2 separate regions of the Homo sapiens genome follow, and region 2 is linked to region 1. A link is a loop called in an ENCODE intact Hi-C map of the cell type or tissue named here. Cell type or tissue: GM12878. All regions are shown on one strand.

The links. A loop is a pair of places that touch in the nucleus more often than their neighbours do. Peaks named below come from ENCODE experiments on the same cell type or tissue, not always from the same donor. Only the 100,000 strongest peaks of a DNase experiment are listed, where the experiment ranks them.
Region 2: it touches region 1 in a loop (8-fold over the local background); 10 of 110 quality-filtered maps call a loop at or near these places.

Annotation. Positions count from the first base shown.
Region 1 is chr18:44,574,411-44,582,410 of GRCh38, reverse strand. It overlaps LOC124904290 (a long non-coding RNA gene), which reads left to right and starts at 2,458. Exons shown (of 2, transcript XR_007066347.1): 1 at 2,458-2,920; 2 at 4,148-4,448. RefSeq lists an enhancer at 2,853-3,354. In GM12878, a CTCF peak has its summit at 3,197; no DNase peak of the experiment used is centred here.
Region 2 is chr18:44,892,206-44,900,205 of GRCh38, reverse strand. All of the region lies in intron 3 of SETBP1 (SET binding protein 1), which reads right to left. Among named protein-coding and RNA genes, the nearest start is that of MIR4319, 74 kb to the left of the region's middle. RefSeq lists a silencer at 5,828-6,122. In GM12878, a CTCF peak has its summit at 4,571 (motif pointing right); a DNase peak (open chromatin) is centred at 4,595.

The DNA of each region.
Region 1 (8,000 bases):
GTGCCCCCTAATGAGAAGGGAGTGGTGTCATCTAAGGGCCAAATCATCTCTCAAAAACTTATTAGCTCTCCAGCTGTGACTGCCTCTACAACCTTTGTGTATATCTATCTGCCTCTCACAAACTGGGGCTTAGAGAATGCTTTGTGGGTTCACATAAAATGGTTTGCTAACCTGCTATTTCTTTGTCCTATAAGCTATTTTCCTTAATGAAAAGATAGCACTATTTTATTCCTTGAGCTGTAGACCAGGCCCACCACAATCTGCTTTGCAAACTCATCAGCTGGAGATTAGAACACCTGGCTTCCACTCATATTCTGCCCAGGATGTTTATCACATTTCATGAGCCACTCATTAAGTCTCCCAGCATAATGGTGTGTCCGGAATTGGTGGGTTCTTGGTCTCACTGACTTCAAGAATGAAGCCGCGGACCCTCGCGGTGAGTGTTACAGCTCTTAAGGTGGCGCGTCTGGAGTCTGTCCCTTCTGATGTTCAGATGTGTTCGGAGTTTCTTCCTTCTTGTGGGTTCCTGGTCTCGCTGGCTCAGGAGTGAAGCTGCAGATCTTCGCGGTGAGTGTTACAGCTCATAAAAGCAGCGTGGACCCAAAGAGTGAGCAGTAGCAAGATTTATTGCAAAGAGTGAAAGAACAAAGCTTCCCCAGTGTGGAAGGGGACCCGAGCGGGTTGCCAATGCTGGCTCGGGCAGCCTGCTTTTATTGTCTTATCTGGCCCCACCCACATCCTGCTGATTGGTAGAGCCGAGTGGCCTGTTTTGACAGGGCGCTGATTGGTGCGTTTACAATCCCTGAGCTAGATACAGAGGTTCTCCATGTCCCCATCAGATTAGTTAGATACAGAGTTTGGACACACAGGTTCTCCAAGGCCCCACCAGAGCAGCTAGATACAGAGTGTCGGTTAGTGCATTCACAAACCTTGAGCTAAACACTGGGTGCTGATTGGTGTGTTTACAAACCTTGAGCTAAACACTGGGTGCTGATTGGTGTGTTTACAAACCTTGAGCTAGATACAGAGTGCCGATTGGTGTGTTTACAATCCCTGAGCTAGACATAAAGGTTCTCCAAGGCCCCACCAGAGCAGCTAGATACAGAGTGTCCATTGGTGCACTCACAAACCTTGAGCTAAACACAGGGTGCTGATTGGTGTATTTACAATCCCTGAGCTAGACATAAAGACTCTCCACGTCCCCACCAGACTCAGGAGCCCAGCTGGCTTCACCTAGTGGATCCCACACCGGGGCTGCAGGTGGAGCTGCCTGCCAGTCCTGCGCAGTGAGCTCGCATTCCTCAGCCCTTGGGTGATCAATGGGACTGGGCGCCGTGGAGCAGGGGGTGGTGCTTGTCGGGGAGGCTCGGGCAGCACAGGAGCCCATGGAGTGGGTGGGAGGCTTAGGCATGGCAGGCTGCAGGTCCCGAGCCCTGCCCCGCGGGAAGGCGGCTAAGGCTCCGTGAGAAATCGAGCGCAGCGCCGGTGGGCTGGCACTGCTGGGGGACCCAGTACACCCTCCGCAGCCACTGGCCCGGGTGCTAAGTCCGTCGTTGCCCGGGGTCGGCAGGGCTGGCCGGCTGCTCCGAGTGCGGGGCCCGCCAAGCCCACGCCCACCCGGAACTCCAGCTGGCCCGCAAGCGCTGCACGCAGCCCCGGTTCCCGCTCGCGCCTCTCCCTCCACACCTCCCTGCAAGCTGAGGGAGTGGGCTCCAGCCTTCGCCAGCCTAGAAAGGGGCTCCCACAGTGCAGTGGTGGGCTGAAGGGCTCCTCAAATGCCGCCAAAGTGGGAGCCCAGGCAGAGGAGGTGCCAAGAGCAAGCGAGGGCTCTGAGGACTGCCAGCACGCTGTCACCTCTCAATGGGATCTGGGATTGGAAAGAGCTTTGAAGGTCTTCTACCCCATCTTTCTGTCTATTGATTGAATATCCTCTACTTTAGAGATGTTCTTTTTCATCTTGCTATAAATGGAATGCAACCACCCCAGCCCCTCCCCAGGGGAGCTTTTGGGCTTCGAGTTGGGCTGCTGTTGAGTTTTGGTGGCAGTGCCCAGGAGTATCCGATTTGGAAGGAAATGAATATGATTCAGCTGTGAAAATTACAAGTTAGATTTTGGCTTTCAGGCCATTGTGTATTTTTAGAACCAGAGGAGAATAAAATAAACATTATTTTAGGCCTAGTACAGATTATTAATATTATATTCAGGAAAAAAAAAAGCCTTCCTGGTGATTGGTTGAAATAATTTCTCCTAAATATAAATTTTCCCAACTGTGCTAATTTTCTCCAGGATAATATTACAAATCGTATTGATTAATGCCCACCCCCTTTTTGTAACGATTTCTTTGAGATTGGGAGTAGGGAACTGAATGAGTTCACTTTATTATAGCTACTTTGCCAACCGAAAGCCACTTGAGAGGAGAGACGTTTGTCTTCATTGTTACGTCATCTCCTGTGTAGCACAGTGGCTGGCACCACGTAGGAGGACAAATCATGCTTGTGGAGTGAGTGAATAATCAGAAAGCGTAGGTCCTGATAATAGAAGTTAATGACTGAAGTATCTACACTTATTTATTCCCTAACATCCCTTGGGCACTTAACTCTTAGTTAGATACTGTTTAAAACACTTAAAAAGTATTACCTCACAATTACTCTATCCTAAGGTAGCAACTCTATGATCCCAGGTTTATCATTGTGCCACAGGCTTAGGAGGGAGGTCTGAACAAAAATGCAAGAAAAAGGAACTTCTGTCCTCCAAGCCACGTCGTGGTAAAGATGCAGCATACCTCTCAGAAATTTAAGTTAATAGAAACAAGCACTACATGCTAATGTACATGGAATGTGTGACTAACAGAGAAAAAGTGATACTGTGAGGATGTAAAAAGTGAGCTAACTCGAAAAGTCCTCAAGAAGTAGTGTTAATGGTGAGTATGTCTATGCGATAGCTCCTTCCGGACTTGCTGCACAAACAAAAAGGTATAATGATTTTGGTCCGGGTGGCGTTTTGGTGACCTTCTAATGTCATCATGCAGACTGACAGCCAAATCACCATTCATCCACCATCTGCTGAGCTGGGAATGCTGGTGAGGTTGAGTGAGGTTTGTCAAAAAGTTGCCCACCCTATTGTAAATGAGAAAGCAGCCAGGAAGGCCGCAACAGGCAAGGAAGTAAATGGCAGCGATTAACTTCAGAACACAAAGGGAACCCCTAGTGGGCTAAGTGGGTTAATGCATTTTCCTGACTTGGCTGTTAGTAAAATCTAATTAAATCAGATGCTACTAATTTGAAACTCTTGCTTATTTGGACCAGCCTGAGCTAAATGTTGCTTCTACTCTTGCTAGGAAGGAAAAGGTTTTCTTAGCAAATTACTGGGGTAAACAAGATTGCAGATAATTAAAGTGCTTAATAGAATAGTAGAGAATCAAATTTGCAAGAAAACAATCATTGTGCTATTTTTAAAATGTTCTTACCTGTTCATTAAAGCAGGCCATTAAAGGATCTCTGCTTCTTCACACTTCGTTAAGCTGGTTTGAATTGTTATGTTTACTAGACAGTGAAGAGAAAGGACTTCTCTAATTCCTACTGGCCTCTTCATAGCCCAGTTAAGTCCGAATTAATGACATTTTTTTTATGGGCAATCTAAGAGAGTCATTTTAGAGAGATTGTTAGACTTGTCCCTTTCTTACTGGAGGTTGAACTGGGAGTCTGCAGAAGCCACAGTACACTACACAAATTTCTACATAGAGTCTTATGAAGGAAACATTCATGGCCGTGATTTCCCAAATAGAGACAAGTGGTTAGGACCCATGGTGGAGCATCATCTTCATGAGTATTATTAACTCCTTGGTTCCTGGGAAGAGAATGGAAGAAAAGAAATGAGCTAGACTCTGTAGAGGAATTTCAAGTTCATGTGGGAGAACTACAAGCATCTGTAGTTGGCACTTTTAAAATGGGCTCTAAAAAATTAAAGGTTAAAGAGATTTGCCAACTATCTCTTATTTTTATACTTGTTTTAAAGTGTCTTATTTTAGTCTAATGATCATGTGAATCTAAAGCAAAGACATTCTGGATATTTTGGATGTTTGGATGGCTACTTAATTACCTACTCGCAATATTCATAGCTTTCTTTCTATTTGTGTTTATTATTGCAGTAATACAAAGAACTATCTAATGCTTACCAGTAATAAGAAAAAAAAATACAGAGGTATAAAAAATATATAAATTGTGTGCTCCCACCATAAGAAGGCAAACGGCATCCCTAAGAGCTGTGCAAATAAAGCCTTCCTGGAATTTGAATAGAGAAAAAAAACGGTGTGAGGATCGAGTCACCTGTGGCACATTGTAATAAATTTGTTGAACTGCATTGGAACAGAGCATACAGTATGCACATTGTGAGCAATGATATAATTCCAACAAAATGATATCACATTAAATTAATGTTGTTAATTTTAATTTTATTGGTTTTCTTTGAATTCGTTTGCACATTTGTTTGGTTTTTATAGTTCTATAAGAGTCAGAAGCATAAGGGATTTATAGGTAGTTTATGTATATTCATATTTAAGTAACATTTTAATAAATATAATTTAAACCAATACTGGGAGTTCAACAGTACTTTATTATTATTATTATTATTTTTATTTTTTATTTTTTTGAGACAGAGTCTCGCTCTGTTGCCTAGGCTGGAGTGCAGTGGCGCGATCTCGGCTCACTGCAAGCTCTGCCTCCCGGGTTCACATCATTCTCCTGCCTCAGCCTCCTGAGTAGCTGGGACTACAGGTGCCTGCCACCAGGCCCGGCTAATTTTTTTGTATTTTTATTAGAGACAGGGGTTTCACCGCGTTAGCCAGGATGGTCTCGATCTCCTGACCTTGTGATCTGCCCGCCTCGGCCTCCCAAAGTGTTGGGATTACAGGCGTGAGCCACTGCGCCCAGCCTAAGAGTACTTTATTTTTTAAAAGGAAGTTGGAGAACTAATGATCTATAGAACCACAGATTATTGGAAATTGAGAACTTGGAGATCACTGATCTAGTCCAGTGTTTCTGAAACGGGGTTCCAGGGAACCCTGTATTGAGAGGTGTTCCTAGGCATGCCAAAAAAAACCAGACAGGGGTTTCTATAATCAAATAAGCCCTGAAAAAACAGAGCAGTATCTTCCTCTTGAAGATTCGCAGTACTTCTTTATGAAATAAAGTCTCAGCAAGGGCCAGTGATAAAGAAATCAGGCCGATTTTGTTCAAAGCAGCATTTCTCAATCTTATCAGCACCCGAAACCCCTTGCTATAGAGGACCTGCTCCCATCCCGCAGGTCCAGGCCCTCATTTCACAGAAAAGGCAATGGAGAGGATATAGAGGGTGGAAGAGTGCCCCACCCTCCAAAATTCATGTTTACCTGGAATCTCAGATGTGACCTTATTTGGAAGTAGGATCCTTGCAATAAAATTAAGATAAGGTTGTAATAATTAATTTTATGTGTCAACTTCCTTGGGCTTCAGGGTGCCCAGATATTTGGTCGAACATTATTCTGGGTATTTCTGTGAGGATGTTTTTGGATGAGCTTAACATTTAAATGAATAGACTGAGTACAGCAAATTGCCCTGCCTGATGTGAATGGGCCTCATCTATTCAGTTGAAGGCTGAACTAGAACAAAAAGGCTGACCATCCCTGGAAAAAGGGTGAGTTCCTCTTGCCTGACTGCCTTCCAGGTGAAGCACTGGTTTTTCCCTTTCTTTGGACTCAAACTGAAACATTGGCTTTTCCTGGCTCTGGAGCCTCTTGGCCTTTGGACTAGAACTACATTATCACCTCTCCTGGTTCTTCGACTTGCCCACTGCACATCTCGGGATTTGTCAGCCCTCATAATCAAGTGAGCCAATTCCTTAAACCTCTTTCTGCATGTAGATATATACATCCTAATGGATCTATTCCTCTGGAGAGTCGTGACTGATAGAGGGGTCATATTGGATTAAGGCGGGCCCTAAATCCAATGCTTAGTGTCTTTATAAGAAGAGAAAACAGAGACACAGAAAAGACAATCGGGGAAGAGGTCCCATGTGATGACAGTCAAGGATTGGAGTGATGCACTTACAAGCAGAAGAATGCTGCAAACTGGACTGCTGCAACCAGCAGAAGCTAAGAGGAAGCATAAATTCCCCTTCTGAGGTTCCAGAAGGAACTAATGCTACTGACGCCTTAATCCTGTACTTCTGGCTTCCTGAACTGTGAGATAATTTCTGTTGTTTGAAGCCACTCAGTTTGTGGTAATTTGTTATGGTAGCACCAGGAAACACACACACACACACACACACACACACACACACACACAAACACAGAGACAGAGAGGTGAAGTGGCCTACCCACTAGCAAAGGCAGGACTAGAGACCAAGTCTCTCCATTTGCAGCCAGTACTCCTTTCATTGCATCTATTCATTTATTTTTATCCCTATTTTGTTCCAGAAAAAAAATACACATACCATTTTTTTTCCTTCAGGCAAATAAATACAAGAACTAAAACCAAAATACAAACAACTTACAACAGAGAAACAAGCTCATTTCTAGAAGCAACAGAGCCCTAATTATCTGTATAAAATCTAACTATACTGCCATACGAGAAACTAGATTTTCCCAAGAGTAAGACTATCTATAGAATGTCAGAACTGATGTTAGATGTGTAGATGTTTGTGACAATTATTTTATTTTAGAGAGATATTTTTATAGATCTAGTGTATTAGTTTCTAGTTACTGTTTTAACAAATTACTACACACTTAGCAGCTTAAAACAACATGAATTCATTCATTCATTCATTCATTCATTCATTTAAATTATGAAGGCCAGGAGTCAAAAATCAGGCGCTGTGTGCTAAAATCAAGGTGTCAGCAGGGCTGGCTGTTTCTTCTGGAGGCTCTAGGGAAAATCTGTGTCTTTGCCTTTTTGGCTGTCCACATTCCTTGACTCATGACCCTGCATCGCTCTGACCACCACTTCTAGCATCAACATTTCCTTTACACCTGTGACTCGTCTGTCTCCCTCTTATAAGGATCCCAATGATTACTCAGCTGATTCTGGATAATATCCCTATGTCAAGATCCTTAACATAACCATACCTGCATACTCCCATTTGCTATGTAGGGTCACATATGGAATGCATAAGGTTCTGGGGATTAGGCTGTGAGTATCTTTGGTGGTAGGACTCTGATAAGAATTCAGAGTGGTATGAGCCCCATGCGTTACGCCATTATGAAATAATCATAAAAGTAGACTTATAAGGTATAATAAAAGTAGCCTTTTAATTCAAGGTCCTTCTCAGATTTCCAGGGTGTACAAAGTCCACATAGGCTTCAATTATGCTTTGAACTATACATAGTGACAAAAAATATAGAAAGCAGAAGTTTAGGAAATACGTTATTGTAAATCGGGTTTTGTTATTGCTTTAGTTCCACAAGAAAACAAAATATCCATCAATGGAGCTCAGTCGCATCGCCGTCTCTCTGTGATGATCCTAGCCACTCTCCAGGCACAGCAATGGTTTTGTCTATAGAGATCTTGTGAATTTGAGAAGGAACCCAATCCAATATTGCTCCTTGAGAATGAGATAAGGATATTTTTGTTTGCTCATAAACTTGTGAAGGACAAGGATGTCTATGCTATTTAAAAGTCTTTGCAGGCAGGGTGCGGTGGCTCATGCCTGTAATCCCAGCACTTTGGGAGGCTGAGGCAGGCAGATCACCTGAGGCCAGGAGTTCAAGACCAACCTGGCCAACGTGGCAAAACCCCATCTCTACTAAAAATACAAAAAATTAGCCAGGTGTGGTGGTGGGCACCTGTAATCCCAACTACATGGAAGGCTGAGGCAGGAGAATGGCGTGAACCCAGGAGGCAGGCAGAGGTTACAGTGAGCTGAGATTGTGCCACTGCACTCCAGCCTGGATTACAAGAGTGAAACTCCATCTCAAAAAAAAAAAAAAAAACTCTTCACAGATTACTAAAGCCTGTCATATAGGATAT
Region 2 (8,000 bases), 320 kb before region 1:
GAGAACCTGCATTTCTAACAGGTACTAATGATGCTGTTGTCCTAAGATCACACTTTGAAACCACTGATCTATTCATCTCAGCTTTCTTTCTCTTTGGCTTTGCTACCTTCTAGTCCAGGGGTTGGCAAATTGTATCACCTGTTTTTTAAATAAAGTTTTATTGCAACACAGATGCACCCATTCATTATTGCATGATCTATGACTGCTTTCAAGCTACAGTGGCAGGGTTGTGTCATTGCAACAGCAACTGTATGGCTTGCAAAGCCTAAAATATTTACTGTTCAGCCTATTATAGAAAAAGTTGGCCAATTTCAGCTCTAGTCTTTCTCCTTTCCTTTAATCATAATATTTATTAAATATCTTATACTTAAAAAGCATTTAATATATATTTTTGTATTTTGTCATCACAATCATATAAATGAATTTTGGGTCTCTTCTACCTTAGAGGGATGAGTAATTTGTCCAAGGGCACATAGAATCTGAGTCAGGACCAGCTACATAGTTTGTGGAGATCAATGCATAATAAAGTTGTGAGGCCCCTTGTTCAAAGATTAAGAATTTCAGATAGCAAAAACCAAGCACTAAACCAAGTGTGAGATCTTCTAAGTGTGGGCCCTTCATTACTGCCAGCGTGGAATGCCCATGAAGCCAGTCCTGAGCTGAGTGGTGAGTCCAGTCCTGAGCTGTATGGTCCCAAGGCTTGGAGCTCTCTCCTACATGGCTGACCATACAGCATGGCCAACATGCACTGGCCTGAGGAACTATTGCAGTTTTATTTTGGAGACAGAATTGCCTTCCTTTCTTGTTAAATCACCAGGACCCCTTGCAATCCCCGGTTATGATCTCCTTTGGGGAGGAATGCCTCTCTCTATTCCCCAAAAAAGTTTGGTGTCTGGAAATTACTCGACAAATGTGACTATTTATTTAAAAATTTACTTCCTTTGTTCTAGAGAATATTTAGAGAATATCATTTGTTCTAGAGAATATTTAAAATGGCTTTTCAACACATCATTGGTGGAGTAGTGGATATTAATAAAGGCAAAAGCATAGAAAGACATTGAAGGAATTATTGTTTTAACTCTACAAAAGGAACAAAAAACGAGCAATAAAAACATTATACCTTATCTCACTGTCACTTAAAAATTCATGGAGGACCCCAGACTAGAACCCAGTATCTCCCGATATGAGACCCAGGGCTGTTTTCCAAACTTAGCAGAGAGTATTTCCATTTGGGCAATCCCTCAGTGTTGAGGTATAAGTGACAGCAGTTAAAAAACACATGGAAAGCCAAGCCAGAGATCATTTTAAAGAATGCAGCATCTCATGTTATTTGATCACTATATTCTCTGAGCATTTAATCCTCTCAAATATTTTACAATCACTTCCTTTAATTACAGAGAAAACACATTGGAGTGATGTGGGTGCTCGGGTGTGTCCCCTCCTGTTTCCTTCTTTCTGTTTAATCAAGAATTTGAATCACCTTTCAGCTTCCTAATCCTCTAATCCTAAAAGGAATTTACTCTGCTCCAAACTCTGCTTGGCAAGACTGTACAGTAGAACTCGAAGCCCTTTCATGAAGACTGGGAGAAGGGAGAGAAAATCCTGGAGGCAGCCTTCCTGGCTTCCTTCCCCAAACTCAGGAAATTGGGGCCCCTTGAGAGAATTGTCTTCCAGCTAGCATTTGAAAATACACATCTGGAAGCCCTCCATCAGATTTACCTGCAGGGCTTATTAAAATTCTAACTTTCTAGGTGGCTTCCATTCTAGCCACGCTAAATTAGAAGTTGGAGACAGAAAATTTGTCTATCCATCTATATCTCTCTATCTATATTTAAATTTTCCCAAGTGATTCTCCTATGTACCATAAATTGAGACGTGGCTAGCCATTCACATCCTCAATGTACATTCACTGTATAAATATATTACTTCCAGGAAACCCATTGGTGCTTAATAGTGTAACTCAATTTAAAGGTCATGAGTTATAAATATATAGAATCAAGTAGTGGTGTGGCTAAAAAGACCTTTGATCAATATGGGTCACTGCTGTGGGATCCAGAAAGAATGTGGAGGAACAATGAAACAGGCATCTCTCTATGGAAAGGTATGCTGAGTTACAAGCAAAGAGCCCTGAGTGAGTTTAGAGTCAGGGTTTCCATTCCTCAGAAGTCTGGGCACTATCACAACAATTACCATACACACCTACCTTTTTAGGACAGCTGATACTTCCAGTATTCTGATTTACTGTCTCTACTGAACACTCTCATATACTGGAAGTCTCAATACTTCAGTAACCAAGGTTTACCAACTCAACACTCCCAGAAGTGCACTAAAAATCCTCTATCACACCACAGGTCTGTATTTCTGGCTTGATGAATGTGGTCACCATAACCAAGAGAACAGCCCAAAGCTCAGATTGTCTTCCCCCATTAGCACTAGAGCTGTCTTCCTCCATCTAAAAAGATGGCCTCGTTTTGCCCCTGCACAGCTGCTCTTGTTCATATGCTGCCAGTTACACGGCTGCTCACTCTTTTCTATTTACCTATTCTCTGAGAGCTGGAACAGCATTTCCTAATTTTCTCTCCTCTCACAGACGCACCTGCAGTGTTTCCCACACAACTCAATTAATGCTATAAACTGGTAAAAGATGATGGCCCCTGCTTGATTCGAGGAACTCATCAGTAAAATGAGCCCGATGTGTCCCAGACCACATGCTGGGAGGAATACGAATTTGTAACACACCTTCTCATCAGCCCGGGTCGCTAAATAGGGCAGACTTTATTTTTTTTTTGCAGAGCCTCCATATGTTCGACTCACATGGATCAATAGAAGCACCATATTGTCTTCACAAAAGCTTCAGATCCTCACCCTTTCTAATATACAGAAGGTCCAGATTGTTTTTTCTCAAACATAGGGATGCCCCGAAGCTTCAGCTGACAGCGTGGGATAGGGAAGCAGCCCAAGTGAGTTATGTGGCCACAGACTGTGGGCCACACCTCACCAATTTGGGTTTCAAATGGCCCCCAAAGGACCCCGCAGAACTTAAAAGCAGAGAGATTCAGCAACTCTGGAGCGCAAATGCAATCTTAACCTCTATCGTGCTTTTCTGCAACAAGGCAGAAAATCAAAAGTGAGGAGTGCACAGCTGCCCCACCAGAAGCGAAGCAAAGTCTCAACAGGAGTGAGTCAATACACTCTGGGCGACAGCTGGGTAAACATTTCCGATCAACCCTTGCAGTTTTGATAGAACCCTGTGTGTGTGTGTGATGGTACAGTTGGGTGGATTGATGGCTGCTTAAATATCTGTAATCAAAGAGTACAGAGTAAGAAGGACATTGACAAACTGGAGAAGATAAACAGAAACACAAATAATGGTGGTTATCAAAGAAGAAAGATATCATAGGAGGAAAAATGAGGATATTTAGCCTGAAGAGTCAAAATTTGGATGTAGGGCTGGGTGTGGTGGCTCACACCTGTAATCCCAGCACTTTGGGAGGCCGAGATCATCCTGACCAACGTGGTGAAACCCCATCTCTACTAAAAATACAAAAATTACTTGGATGTGGTGGTGTGCACCTGTAGTCCCAGCTACTCAGGAGGCTGAGGCAGAATTGCTTGAACCCAGGAGGCAGAGGTTGTAGTGAGCCGAGATGGCACCACTGCACTCCAGCCGGAAAAAATCCAACAAACAAAACAAAACAAAAAAACTTGGATGTAGAGTGGGGAGGGTCAGGGATGATGTCTGTCTTCAAATACATCAAGGGCCAAGGCACAGAAGAATAATTAGACTTGTACAATATGCATAATTCCAGGAAGAGACTAATGATGAAAGTAGCTGGGAAATAGATTTCCGCAAAATATAAAATGTTTTCTGAAAATCAAAAATGTTCAGAAATAGAGAAGCTGCTGGAAATTTAAGACGAGACAGAATGTCCTTTTGTCAGAGAGTCCTTTATGATATGGGAAGTTAGAACAGTGGACCTCCAAGCCACTTTCCAATACCAATTCAAAGATTGTGTGCTGAGACACTGCCCCTAATCATCTCCCAATACCACCCCTTTCAGCCCACCTGTCAGGGGTAGGCAATGAAGTAACTGACAACCGGCAAAGTTAAGAGGATCAAATGTTACAGGTATGCAATACCCAGGAAGCGCTGCTGTGGCTCTAGATTCCTCTCCAACATTTTCACTGAGGGAGTGATCATGCTCCTATCAGGGAGTGTGTGTAAGGAGGGTGGGGTGAGCATGCGGGCATGGGGAAATGATTTTTACTTTGCCATTTCACTGTTACATCAAATCCCCTTTAAGAAGGTTTTCAGATTTGCCTCTCGATGTTAATAAATAGCTCATAATGCAAAAAAAGTGTCATTTTTTTTCTTTGGTTGAAATAAATAAAACAAAATATTTAATTTTTCCTGAAGAGAAGTCATTTAGTTCTCAAATTGCATGCTAAACCCAACATTGTTAAGTTAATAAGTCATCCTAAAATTCTGAGCCACCTGTCCAGTGGGAAGAAAAGATAGTAACTTATGAGATTACATCCTAACACCATTGCCACCTTCCCACTGGGAGGCAGCATGGGGTAATGGAAAGAGCACTTCTCTGTGAGTCCAACTTCCTGCTCCAACAACTTGCTATGGTACGTTCAGCAGCCATTTCACTTCTGCTGTCAAAGGTCACTGCCATTTTCTAACTCAACCATAATCACTCAACAGAGAAGACTGAATACCACTTGACTACACAATTATATTTGAGGACACACACTCAGGGAAAATGGGTTCAAAATGCATAGTACTCTCTACAGCTCTTAGATTTTCCCAATTCTCAATAACTTGAGTATTTGATGTGAACTCATGGTTTTTCAAACCCACCCTTCCTTCCTTCCTTCCTTCACTCCCTCTCTCCCCCCTTCCTCCCTCCCTCCTTCCCTCCCCCTCCCTCCCCCCTTCCTTCCTCCCTCCCTCCCCCTCCCTTCCTCTCTCCCTCCCCCTCCCTTTCTTCCCTCCCCTCCCCTCCCCTCCCATCCCCTCCCCTCCTCTTCCCTTCCCTTCCCTCTTCTCCTTTCTTTCTCTGCTTTCATTTGCTTTTTCTTTTCTGAGACAGGATTTTCCTCTGTTGCCCAGGCTGGAGTGCAGTGGCATGATCATACCTCACTGCAACCTTGAATTCCTGGGCTCAAGTGATCCTCCCACCTCAGCCTCCCTAGTAGCTGGGACTACAGGCACATGTGACTGGCTACTTTTTTTTTTTTTTAAGTTTTGCAGAGATAGGGTCTCGCTATGTTGCTCAGGCTGCTTTTGAACTCCTGGCCTTGAGCAATCCTCCTGAGTCAGCCTCCCAAAGCAGCCACGGTGCCCAGCCTCAATTAAGTTTTCAACAGTGAATTGGACTTAAATTGTCTTCTGTTTACAATGGCTGAAATCCATTTAAATTCTCTTGGTGGTCCTTTGTTGATTCCTGGAGATTTTTGTACTGTACTTGCCTCATTCCTACACATACTTTAATTGAATAAAATGGGAGAATGCATTTTCCCAAGTGCCTAAAGTGACTGTGGAAATAACCAGGGAGAGTTACTATTTTCAGTCTACAACATATCATATTCAGATACATATCATTGTGGACATAATGAATGGGAATTCTATATACCTATAATTAGTCAACATAATTTTCTTTTCCTCCTTATATAATGATTTTTATCTGAGCACCAAGGGGGTCCTTTAACATTCAAATTAAACTTCATGACAATCCAACAAGCCCAATATTACTACCTCAATTAAGGACATTGCTACATAGAAGGGTGAAAAAAAAAATGATCCAAGTAAGATGATCAGGAATACACATCCCTGTTTACTAGGGAGGCAAACTGCAAGTCTCCTTTGGGAGGAGCATATAAAACAAATTTATATTTACAATCGCTTCCTGCACTGCTGGCTAAATTGAAGTCATTTTGCCAAGATTCACTCAGAAAAAGAGAGTACCATTTCCTGCATTCTTTGGCTGGTTCTGGCGAACAACTTGGAGAGAGGGGAAGTGACCTGCTTGAGGTGATGAGTTAGGAATCTATGAGGCTGCTGAATGGAAACTCAAATGAAATTGGAATAGCTTTTTGTTTTTTATTTCAGCCCTCAGTCATCTCTTTTCACTCTAAGGTTCTTTGCTTGAACTTTCTGCTTAGTTGCAAGTTGTGCTCTTACTGGCTGCAGATCAAGAGTGGAGTTTTAAAACTAAAGTGTCCCCTCCAATCCCTGTTTAACCTTAGCATAAAGAAATGGACAAAGTTTGGTATATACAATAGATAGGCAGCAACTCTCAAACTGTTTTGACCGTATGAGAGAGATAAGAGATACACTTTTCATCATATTCTGTACACACACACACAAATAGGTATTTTTGTGTGCATTTTACACATGTTAAAATAAGAGTTTAAAGAAACAAAATTTGCACTTACTCTGTATGATGTCTTTTGATATTTCTCTCTCTCCCTCCCTCTTTTCTTTTTTCCTTTCTCTTGCTTATATTGACCCCCTAAATTGAATTCATAATGGGTCATGAATCTCAGTTTGTATAAAAGCAAAACAAAACAGCTTATATAAAGTTCAAAAATGAAAGACTTGTTACCACTTCAGGAAGGCCACACCGGGGTGAGGAGAGAACATTGATCTATCAGCCAGGAGACCGAGGTTCAATTCCTGTTGACTACTAACTATGTGCACCAGCTAGAAAGCAGGGTGAAGGGTATGGGCTGAAGAGCCTGTGTTTGCATCTCACCTCTCTCAGTTACAAATTGTGTGAATTTAAGCAAGTTACCAAACATCTCCACGCTTCCATTTGCACATCTTTCAAATGGAGCATTCATAGAACCTACCCCCAAGGGTTATTATGAGCATTTAGTGAGTTATTGTAGGAAAATTACTCAGAACAGTTCTAATGACTGGCCTTTAGTCAGTGGCCAGTAAATGTTATCTAGTACTACTTTAAATTGAGGTGACAGGATCTGTTCTAACCCTTGAAACTTTTCATGTAGGTTGCTCGTTCTTAAGAAGATGAGAAGGAATTAAATGAGGAGAAATGAGTCACAGTTGTTATGGAAAAGGGACTGTTAATGTCATTTGACCACAAGCTTTTTTTGAGCTAACAATGGTTGCTAAAATAGTCATCATAATCCTAGATGGCAGTAATTGAAATAAAAAATCTCAATAGAGGCTGCTAACAATCACCCTATATTGGTCAGGAAACATTTAATATACTGTTATTAAAGTCATGGAGCTACCAGAAGATTTGATTGCTTAGGGTCATGGAGATGCCAGAAATCTATTCTAGGAGAAGGTGAACAGAGCTAGGAGGAGATGAAGACCATATTAATAAAGGCTTGGTTGAGAAAATGAGAGGTGTTTAGCTTGGAGATGTGAAGATTTAAGGGAGTTCTGATAACTGCTTTCAAATGGTTGAAGTTATTGTGTGGATGAGGAAGAAAAATTATTATGTAGCAGTTACAATAAAACCAGTAGATAGAAGTTTCAATAAAATATATTTGAACTCTATACACAGAATAATTTCCAAACAATAAAAGCTGTCCAGCCACAAAATACATTACCTGGCCAACAGAAAGCTCTCCATCACTGGAAACTTTCAAGCAGAGACAAGATGACCTACTAGGTATGCCTAACTGATTTTTTGAATTGGTAACAAGATCAAATCACAACCTATTTTAGAGCTAAAATTCAACACAATAGCACAGGTAAATGGGCTTTAAAAGGCCTAAGCCATGTACATATGCAGGTGACATTATGTCAATGCTGTCTGCACCTGTCTGCACCACCTGGAGTGTCTGTTTAAGTCCTCAAAAACACATTTTGCTTCCCATCCTTAATTCCCATATAAGGCCATTCTCTAAGTTCTATTGCAAAACTTGGGCAGCCATGTAGCTCTCCACCAACGAAACAGCTAGGCCTTTGTGCAACTTCTCATCCATAGTGGAGAGCCAGTGGAATTTTATTTTTGTTT